Linked DNA regions of Homo sapiens: all the other regions are linked to region 1. A link is a loop called in an ENCODE intact Hi-C map of the cell type or tissue named here. Cell type or tissue: ascending aorta. All regions are shown on one strand. Links, peaks and the distances in the headings refer to the core of each region. The heading gives the core; the rest is flanking DNA.

Region 1 (2,500 bases), core at 1-2,500:
GGGGCTCCCTCCAGCCATATGGGCACAGCTGGGGCTTAGGTGGGGTTCAGAGAGGATGGGAGCAGGGAAGGCTCGAAACCTCGTCGGAATAAGGCAGCTGCCCCTCTGCCGAGGAGGAGGAGCCAGGCCCCCCATCCAGACATATCTCCTGCACTTTGAAACCCTGGAGAACCTGGCCACTTTGCCGCTGAAGCGCTGTGCCCTGGGCAGACATTACCAAGAGCTCAGAGCGCAGGTCTCCATCACATGCATCTGGTTTGAATCCCAGCCCTGCTCCCGACTCTGGGGCTTGGAACCAGGCATGAAAACTTTTTGAGCCTCAGTTTTCTTGTCTATGAGGTGGGATGTTGACAATTGGATGCATGTCCTGGAACTGTTTTGATGCTGAGACACATATAACAAACTCAGTCACCAAAAGACTTTGCATAAGAAAGCTCGTAGCACCTTTATCCAGAGCACCCAGAAAATGAAAACAGTCCACATGTGCATCAACCGGTAGGGGCACAGTGACCTGGACACGTTCACAGAATGGAATTCTGCCCAGCAAAGGAAAAGAGCAAGCCCCTGCCATCCCCCAGCCATACAGAGGGACCACCCAGACGTCGCAAGTGAAAGAAGCCCACACGAAATGGATCATGCTGTTAAGAGTCCGTGGATATAAAGCTGAGGATGAAAGTTAGCTGCAAGAGGCCACTGGCTGAGAGGGAGGAGCAGGGAGCCCAAGGGCACTGGGAGTGGGCTGTGTTGCCACCTGGGCATGGTCATGCCAGGACACGTGGGATAACTCACTGAGCCACACTTAACGTGAGTGCTGAGCTACTCCTCAAGAAAAAAGAAAGTCCTGGCAGGTAGTGAGGACTCAGAAGATGGGAGCTTCTAACTTGCCTGCCCCTGGTCCTTGTAGGTGGCCCTCTGCGCCGGCCTGTCAGTCTTTAACCAGCAAACAAACAAGCGCCTGTGAAGGCCCTAGTGATTTTATGCCCCTGGGGATTTGTCGCTTTTCTCTTAAGTTGGGATTTTTCTGTTTGATTCCGTTGTGCCTCTCTGGTTTCGTTATTTTTTTCTTTTGGGAGAAAAAGCAAAGTTGGGGAGTGGGAGGGCAGTGCAGAGAGGAGAGCGGGAGAATTGGGCTGGGGCCAAAGTAACCAGCTGCTTTCCAAGACAAGCCTGTCAGCCTCGCTCCCTGGAATTTCCTCTGCGTGTGCTCGTGGGCTCAATTTTTCCATAAAGTCCCACGTTCCGGCAGGGGACCCAGCAGCCTCCCCAAAGGCCGCTCCGTCGTGGTCAAGGACTGGCTAAGTGGCTGCCTCCCGTTGCAAGACCCCCGGAAGAACCTGGAAATGGTCCTCAGACATGGTGGACTGCGGCTTTAATTTGTACTGGGAATGGGTAGATCCCAGCTCAGCTCAGAGTGAGGCCTGGAACCTTCCCTCCCTTCAGGCCAAAACGCCTCCCCATGGATTCTTTAAACACCACCGTGTTTATCTAGAAGGCCGGCAGGCAGAGGCTCTGCTGAGGCTGACGTTTTGAGTGAACTTGCTTCTCACCTCCCAAGCAGGGGGCTCTCTCTCCCTTCTCCAGAGGTGGGCTTGGCAGGGGGAAGGCGAGAGCCTGGGGGGACCCTGGACTTGCTGCACGGGCGGCCCCAGCCCCAGCTCACTGGCCATCCGGGGAGGGGCACAGCCATCAGGACACGGCCAGCTGGGGCTGGGCTCACTAGGATGCGGGTGGAAGCCCTGGGCCTCCTCTGCTTCAGCCTGGCCGTGCAGCCCAGCCTTGAAACATCCTGTCACAGCATGCTGTAAGCAGGGCATCCAGACCCTTTCTTGCCACTCCATTAGTGCTGAGCCTGGTGATCGTAGTCAGACCTCCAGACCACCAGGTCAGGCCAGGTCCCCACCCCATCACACCTGCATCCCCACCACTGGGCAGCTGCGAGGGCTCCACCTGGCCAGCTGAGCGTTGACGGCTGAATCCTAATGTTACCAACAGGAGACCAGGTGATGTGTGCCTCCTTCACCCAAATGGAAGCTCCCCACAGCACTCCCAGCCTCTGCTTCTCAAGGGCTCCTGGAAACCCCTTCCTTCCTGTTCTGGGGCTTCAGGGCAGGAGGCTGCACAGACTAACTCTCACCGCTCAACTCTGGGTGCGTTGCCGTCATTGGACCATGTGAGACCCTTGCCCGGGGAGGCTTCACAAAGGCCCCTCTCTCCCTGGCCCTGCTCCCAGCCCTGACGGGCAGTATCTTATCCTGCCTCACAAGTTTCCACAGATGTAAAGGTGTTCTTGTGCTATGTTGTGCATATGGATTGCTTAAAACATCTTATTGAGGATAATATTCATACCGAAAAGTACTGGACTCAAAGAGTTGTCACCAACGGAACACAGCCAGAAAATCAGCACCTGGATTGGAAGACCAAGTCTACCCAGCTTCTGAGAACCCCACTGGGGCCCCTTCCACACCCTGCTTCACCAAACAAAGAGGGCTTTTTATTTATC
Region 2 (3,893 bases), core at 676-3,175, 59 kb before region 1:
TTTAATGGAGACAACCAAGAAAAGCCAGGGCTGGGCTGAGGCTCTTCAAGGGACAGGAAACCGGCCGACTCCATCCAAGCCCCCATGGAAATGGCTGCTCAGGGCCCCCCACGTGCAGCGTCTAAGCCACCAACAACACAGGGCCTCCCTGGCACCCCGGACGGTGTGCGAAGCTGCGGTGCAGATCCCGGGCCGTGGGCATCTTGAGCCACCACTGAGAGTGACGCCCTTTGTGTGGCATCTTCTCCAGTTGGAGGAAGGAGATGCCAGCCGGGCCAGTGACTCAGAAGAGGTGCCCTGTCATCTCTGCAGCCAGCCGGCATCTCCACGCAGGCCTTAGCGTGTGAAGGTGAGGGGACCTTCACCTCTACCAAGGCAGAGAACAGTCCCCGTGACCCCAGAGACTGCCCTAGAATCCCCCTCGCCCACAAGTGCAAGGACCCCGTAGCAGAGGGGCAGTGATCCCTGCTATGCCCCCCACAGCCTGGGAGCCACCACCCTGCCTGTTCATGTCCTAGGGACCCAAAGAACTTCCCCCAAACCCAGCCAATTGTATGGACAGTCTTTTGCCTGGCGTGGGGGCCAAGTGGACAATACCACACGGAGGACGGTGCTGAAAATTTCAAAGGAGAACCGTCTGAGGCGGCTTTGGCATTTCTCCTTTTGCTGCATGCAGAATGCGCAGAGCCCTCCATGCTCAAGGCAGGCGCCAAGGGGGGCAAGGTAACGTTCCCTGGAGCCGCAGGCCTGGGGCGTGATTTATTAGCGGTGGCACAGGCCCGGGTGGAGTGCAAGGGAAGGCAAGGCGTTTTCTAGATGTTTAAGGTGGAGGAGAGGGACCAGGACACTTGTTACAAACGCTGACAAGGCCAGCTGCCACGTGGACATTCGGGGACCCAATAACCTAGCGGCCGTCTCCCCCGCCCACCTCTCCGGGTCCTAGGCCACTGCGCCAGTGAATACTCCCCGGGCTCTTGGCTGCTCACATTCTAGTTTTCAACCGTGTTGTGGCTGACACAACCCCACGCCTGGGGCTAGCAGGGAGCTGACAGCTTGGTGAAGGTGAGAGAGCGAGAGAGAGGGTGTACCCGTGGGGGAAGAGAAAACAAGAATGTTCTAGAAGGGAGACAGAGCCCAGTTCCTTGACCCAGAAGGCAGGCGCCATACACTTTTCTCTTTCACTGGTCTTTCCCTAAAATGCCAAAAAAATAAACCAGGGACGACATAAATGTACGTGCAGAAAGAGTTTAGAGATTTCATGCGTGCGCACACCCGACTGCGTTTTATTTTTACTTTATTTATTTGAAACACCAGGTCGTGTCTTCCTCCTAGAGGCCCTTTTTCTGACTGTGTTACCCCTGCTCCCACGGAGCTTCCCTCTTTAATGTAAACGAAGGCATTTCCCAGAGCCTTTTGCTGGAATGTTCTAAAATGCAGCATCGACACATTTCTATTTCGTTTTATTGCAGACTTTATTTTACGGCTCTGAGTGTGTGGGGTGTGTGGAGCCCGGGCCAGGGAGGAGGGTCCGGCTGCGGAGGAGCTCCCTGACGGTGCTGTCGGCCTCAAATAAATCCCAAAAAGTGACGGTCGAGCTGGCGAGAGAATTTGGGAAACCAACAGACAAAATATACAGCACAGCCCGTGGGCCTCCCCTTTACGAGCCACGGAGAGCTTCGGGGCTGGAGGGCCGGGGCCTGCGAGGCCACTCATTAGCGCCTGATGAATTGGACATGGGGCCGATGGCCCTCCTGGGGCAGCCAAATGCTCGAAAACCAAGTTTTATTAACCTAATAAAATGAGAGGGAAAAAAGTCAGGAAAATTTCAGCTGGAAGAATAAATGCAGGAGAGCGCAGTCAGTGAACCGTCTTTGAGTATATTCAGAATTATATGGGAGGCCAGGAGCAGCTCCCAAGAAGACCCTGCGTGCGCCGCTAATGTCTGATTTGGGCAGATCAGCGAGCAAATGCGACAACAGCCCACAGGGATGTGTTACAAATTAGTGCTTTTTCATCTTATTTAACACCAAAGCCAGGGAATGCGAGAGGAAAGTGGCCAAGGCCTGTCTTCCCGGCAACTTGGAGCACAAAAGGGATCCTGCCCCAGCCGTCCGAGGTCGGGGAGGGGAATGTGTCAGCCCCCAGGAATCTCATCCAGCGCCTGCCTTTCAGAAAGTGAAGGATCATGAATTAGAGCAAATAAATCAAGCGCACACAGGCATGAGAGGGTTTCTTTTATACACAAATACCTTCTGGACCCTACACTTTGGAACCAACCAGGGCCTGTGAGCGTCTATTTTAGGACACTGGCTAGTGGGAGCTGCGGCCGCATAGCTCCCGGAGCCGTGAGTGGCCATGTCCCGCAGGCCACTGCTGTGTGGACATAAGAACCCGCTTTGTCCGCGGGACTTTACGAGGCCACCCGCTTACTCACCTTGGACCCCCAGAAAGCAAGAGAGCAATTTATGATCTCTGGATCCCCGGGCAAAGGCGGCTGGAGGCCTGTGTTTGCAGTGTCCCTGCACAGGAAGGGAGGACAGCCCAGTGCCAGACGCGTCGGTGAGAGCACGCGCAGGAGAGGGGCTCTGCCTTCAGTCTGGTTCCTGCGTAGGTGCCCGCCAGCCTCAGTGCTGGCACCGCTGCACGGTCACGGATGTGGCAATGCACCCACAGAATCAACAAGCCCCGGCACCCACAACCGCTGCCTCCTGAGTCCAGCAGAGAAAGGAAAGTCTAGCCCGACCCAATGGGCCAGCACACACCTCCCCACAGGCCGTCCCTTCGTGTACATATGTACATATATGCACTCATATGTTCTATAGACGTCCCCATGTTGTCCTCTGCTCCCTTCCTGAGCCGTGTTCTATCCTCTGGGTGCAGTGCCTCTACCGCAGCCATGTTTCAGGTCCTTGCCGAGCACTGATGGGAATAAGTCGGTCCTCACTTGTGTATTCATCAGGCATCCAACTCCTGGGCTTTTTATGCAGCTCTGAAAGTTGGGACTGTTCCTTTTTTTTTTTAAGTTGCTTTAAAATGTCACCACTACAGGGGATTTTTAGAGTGACAAAACTATTTGTATGATACTCTAGGGCTGGATATTTTTCTTTACATTTTCTTTACATTTGTCCAAACCCATAGAATATTCAACACCAAGAGTCAACCCTGATGCAGACTGTGGACTTTAGTTAATAATAATGTATCCATTTTGGCTTATGGGTTGTAACAAACATAACACGCCAATGCAAGACGAGAATAATAGGGGCATGGGGAGGATTAGAGGGGAACTCTATTTCTGCTCAGTTTTTCTGTAAATGTGAAACTACTCTAAAAAATAAAGTCTAGTAATTTAAAAAATTCACTGCTAAAATGATAGGATTTTTTTTCTTCGCCTGTTCTCTTCCAGTTTGGTATTTCCTGGGAAAAGACTTTCAGAAAGTAGCAACGTTCAAAACAAAACAAAAAACTCGCACCAATGCGCAGCTATTCCTGCCTCCCACCTGAGGCCACTCCGTGCAGGGTCCCATCTCGGAGGACATTTTCTGAGACTGATCTCAGCAAAGACAGGGGTGTTTGGAGCGTCTGCTGCAGTGACGACAATGAAAGCCAAGTTGTTTAAACTGTATTCTCATTCATTTTTATTTGTTACGCTAATGTCCCATGGCGCTGAGTGCAGTGACAAGATCACTTTAAATAAACTGAAATTCTGCTTTCCTTTCGCAGTTGACGCGAACCAATTTACAGTCCAGTGTAAGCCTGTCAACTGGGATTAAAGGATAATACTACCCCGTCCTCGGAGGCCAGAGAGAAGGGTTGAGTCTGCCCACCCACGGTCTGCAAACCTGCCACAGGTTTACAGAGGAGGTCTCCTTTGGGAGGGGACTCCGGGGTGATGG
Region 3 (3,893 bases), core at 676-3,175, 150 kb after region 1:
AACTCTGGGAGATTCAAAAGGAGCTTTTACAAACTTAACCTTGCCTGGGTGGTGGGCGCAGGCGGGCGGGAGAAAGCACAGAGGAGGCATCGGAAGGGGCCTGGGGCCTAAGACCACCTCCCGTGACCGCCTCTGAAGTCTAGGGGTGGTTCTTTGAGCATAAGACTGAGGTGTCCGAGGGACAGAGGTACCCTAGGCCCCAGGCCCAGGAACCCAGAGCAAAAACAGCTCCGCAAGTCGCCTGCCCAAGCATGAAGCTGCAGAGAGCATCGGAGGAAAAGAAAAAACACCCAGGCCTTGAGACCAGAGGGAGAAACCATGAAGCAATGGCCGGGTGCGGCAGCTCACACCCATAATCCCAGCACTTCGGGAAGCTGAGGCCAGAGAATTGTTTGAGGCCAGCAGGTTGAGGTTGCAGCGAGCTGTGACTTCACCACTGCATTCCAGCCTGGGTAACAGAGCAAGACTCCATCGCCAAAAAAAAATAAAAATGAAAAGAAAGGAGCAGAAGGCCGGGCATGGTGGCTCACGCCTATAATCCCAGCACTTTGGGAGGCTGAGGCAGGCAGATCGTTTGAGGTCAGGAGTTTGAGACCAGCCTGGCCAACATGGCGAAACCCTTTCTCTACTAAAAATACAAAAATTAGCTGGGCATCGTGGCAGGCACCTGTAATCCCAGCTACTCGGGAGGCTGAGGCAGGAGAATTGCTTGAACCTGGGAGGCAGAGGTTGCAGTGAGCCAAGATCGCGCCATTGCATTCCAGCCTAGGCAACAGAGAAAGACCCCATCTCAAAAAAAAAAAAAAAAAAAAAAAAAAAAAAAAAAAAAGGAGCAGGAAGAGAAGAGACATAAATAGTAGATTTGCTGAATCTGAGGATTCTTTCCCTTTCTGCACTTTCAGGCTGAGATCTCTGAGCTCTGAGAAAAGCCACTTGGAACCTCGCCAGTGGCCTCCACCCTTTTTCAGAGGAGAGCAAACACTGGCGCAGCCTGCACTTGTCCCTCCTTGTCAGGGATTTCTTTGCCCTGGCTTAAAGAACACCCCAGCCTGCACTAATGGGCCTAGGGCGATGCCCACACTTGCAGGGACCCACCACACACCGCCTGTCCTCCTCCTCCAGGCTGCCCCGCAGCCCTTCAGCCATGCAGGATGCTTTCCTGCCTCCACACCTCCACCTAGGCTGTTCCCTCTGTCAAATGCCCTTCCCACACGACTTCCCCCTAAGAAATCCTAATTGTCCCTTAACACTCAGCTCAAAAGTCATTTCCTCCAACGCACCTGGGACAGAAGAGACCACACTCTGCCCACGTTCCCCAGAAACTCCAGAGGGAGCAGGACACGCTTACCCCTGTGAGTCTGAGAGGCGGGGTTGGGTGTTCATCTGTGTGCACTTGGTCCCTGAACACGGCAGGTGCTCCATAAATGTCAGGCCCACTCCCCTAGACATCAAGAGGGCTGCATCCTCCAACAAAGCCCCTCTCAGTGACAAGCGTATCTCAGAGCCCCCACAGTCTCTGACCATAGCAACAGGACCAACATCCCAGTCGAAGCAGGGGTGTCCCAGGCAGCAGGCCAGGACCACGCCGCATGTTCACAGGCTCAGTTATAGCCGTCGACCACGCCACGGCGCCCAACCACGCCACGGAGCCCGACCACGCCTCGACCATGCCACGGCGCCTGAACTTTTATCTCCATTTCTCAGGTGAGGACCTGAGGCTCGGGTGGCCCCGTCACTTTCCTAGGGGCATTGGGCAAGAGGCAGGGACTGTGCACAGCCCAGAGCTGCCGTCTCCGTCTCTCAGAAAAGCAGCCCTGAGTCTCAGCCCTGCCATCCTTTCCCACAGGATTTCCAGGCAGGGCTCAAAGAAGTCCCTTCCTCACTCTAAGACGGGTCCTCAAAGCTCGGATGCAGGACCTGAATAGAGGCCTGCGCTCATTGATTTGATTTGATTTTTCCTTCTAGATAACTGGCTCAAATACCTATTGTTTTCCCTTGATCTTAAGGCAGCATTTTCAGGACAAGCAGGAGAGTCTCTACTTGCCTTCACCTCGGGCCATAAACCAGGGGACAGCACCACCTCCTGGCCGGCAGAGATGTGGCGCCCGCTTGGTGTCCGGCTTGCAGAACCCAGCAGCCGCCTCGGACGTCCTGAGCTGCCAGCCTCTCCAGTCCCAGTTAGCAGAGGAAGTCAATAGGGCACGAGTACCTCGTGCTCGTAAGGAAAGCAGGGTGGGCTGGCCTCACTGGGCTCGGGCAGCAGTGCGAGAGTGCAGGTGCTGCACCGTCAAAGGACAGGCACCACCAGCCTGGCCCATGAGCCAGAGGATGCGGGCTTCCTGCAGCTGGGAGCAAGGAGCACCTTGGAGAGGAGCCCAGGGGAGCTCCAGGAGGAGGATGACCGAGCCAAGGGAGCCCCGTCCATAAGCAAGATTGGGGGGCCACAGGGGAAGAAATTAGAGGTGCAGGGCAGACAAAATCAGAAGCCACAGTCGCTCAGTGCCCTGGGTATGACCTGGCACCGGGACACACCTAGCCAATACGTCCTAAAGAGAAACAGGAGGAGTTGTCAGCAAGGAGGCGTGTGTGCCGGCCGCGCGTGACAGTGTGTGTGTGCTGGGGAAAGACACGGATGAGGTAGGCAGGGGCTGCTGCCCGGAGCTTCCACGGGGTGGGAGAGAGAGCAGGAAGGACACGCAGAAGCACACAGATGATGGGGATGCATCATTTGTTCAATTAAATTTCCAAGCAAATCTCTCCCTGGCACTTCCGATAAATACTGCTGAAGGGCAAGCTAGCGTCCCCCGGAGGTAGAGGTCACTTGAACCTTTCATTCATTCACTAACCTGCTCACTCATTCATTCAGTAAATGTGAACTGCACTTCTGTGCCAGGCCAGGTGTTGCAGTAAGCACTTTATCCGCATCATTGTGTCATTAGATTTGTTTTTTTTTTAGGAGTCTTGCTCTGTCACCCAGGCTGCAGTGCAATGGTGCAATCTCAGCTCACTGCAACCTCCACCTCCTGCGTTCAAGCAATTTTCCTGTCTCAGCCTCCCGAGCAGCTGGGATTACAGGTGCACACCACCACACCTGGCTAATTTTTGTATTTTTAGTAGAGATGGGGTTTCACCATATTGGTCAGGCTGCTCTCGAACTCCTGACCTCAGATGATCCATCCGCCTCAGCCTCCCAAAGTACTGGGATTACAGGCGTGAGCCACCATGCCCAGCCTGTGTTATTAGATCTTCAGCATAACCGCCATGCAATAGGAATGAGATATGAAAAATTGTGTCCCAGATAAGTTAGTTAACTTATCCAAAGTTACACAGCTTCTGAGTAGCAGAGCTGGAATTTGAGCCAAGGTTCAGCCCCAAAGCCAAGATATTAATTGTGCTAAGTTCCATGGTGGCCCTTCACGCAGAAGGTATTTACTGAGCTCCTGTCATGGGGCAGGCAGTTGAGCCAGGCTCAGGGGCTACACCAGGGACCAGAACAGAGCTGCACCTGCTCACACCAAGCAGATGGGCAGAGGTAAGTCGTGGATGCACAAACCAGCAAGAGAAGAGGCACCAAGCAGAGCTGCCTCCACCCCGGCTCGCATCTCACGGCTCTGAGCCTCAGTTTTCTCATCTGGAAAACAGGGATAAAAATAAGCTGGTGTGAAAATTTAAAAAAATCTGATACCCAAGACATAACACCCCTGGTGCCCCTAAATACTTCAATGTGTATTTCCTGAAAGCAAAGACATTCTCTTTCTCAAGACAGCACAATCCTCAAAACCAGCAGAATTGCTTGGATACAGTGTTACTATCAAATCTGCTGACCTGACTTCCATTTTACCAAGTGTCCCAATAAAGGCTTGTGTACCAAAGAAAATACTGAACTATGCGTT

Evidence for each region. Hi-C counts contacts between places; a loop is a spot of excess contacts. Peaks named below come from ENCODE experiments on the same cell type or tissue, not always from the same donor. Only the 100,000 strongest peaks of a DNase experiment are listed, where the experiment ranks them.
Region 2: a loop joins it to region 1, with 2.4 times the contacts of the local background. A loop is called at or near these places in 2 of 110 quality-filtered maps.
Region 3: a loop joins it to region 1, with 4 times the contacts of the local background. A loop is called at or near these places in 2 of 110 quality-filtered maps.

Annotation. Positions count from the first base shown.
Region 1 is chr16:87,125,994-87,128,493 of GRCh38, forward strand. No RefSeq gene overlaps it. Among named protein-coding and RNA genes, the nearest start is that of LINC02181, 69 kb to the left of the region's middle. In ascending aorta, for the core only: no CTCF peak of the experiment used is centred there; DNase peaks (open chromatin) are centred at 1,198 and 1,648; H3K4me3 peaks cover 1,844 bases; H3K27ac peaks cover 2,500 bases.
Region 2 is chr16:87,066,399-87,070,291 of GRCh38, forward strand. No RefSeq gene overlaps it. Among named protein-coding and RNA genes, the nearest start is that of LINC02181, 11 kb to the left of the region's middle. In ascending aorta, for the core only: no CTCF peak of the experiment used is centred there; a DNase peak (open chromatin) is centred at 2,097; H3K4me3 peaks cover 1,493 bases; H3K27ac peaks cover 2,230 bases.
Region 3 is chr16:87,276,721-87,280,613 of GRCh38, forward strand. The region is part of intron 3 of LOC101928682 (a long non-coding RNA gene); the gene reads right to left. Among named protein-coding and RNA genes, the nearest start is that of C16orf95, 39 kb to the right of the region's middle. RefSeq lists an enhancer at 2,323-2,828. In ascending aorta, for the core only: a CTCF peak has its summit at 2,084 (motif pointing left); a DNase peak (open chromatin) is centred at 2,091.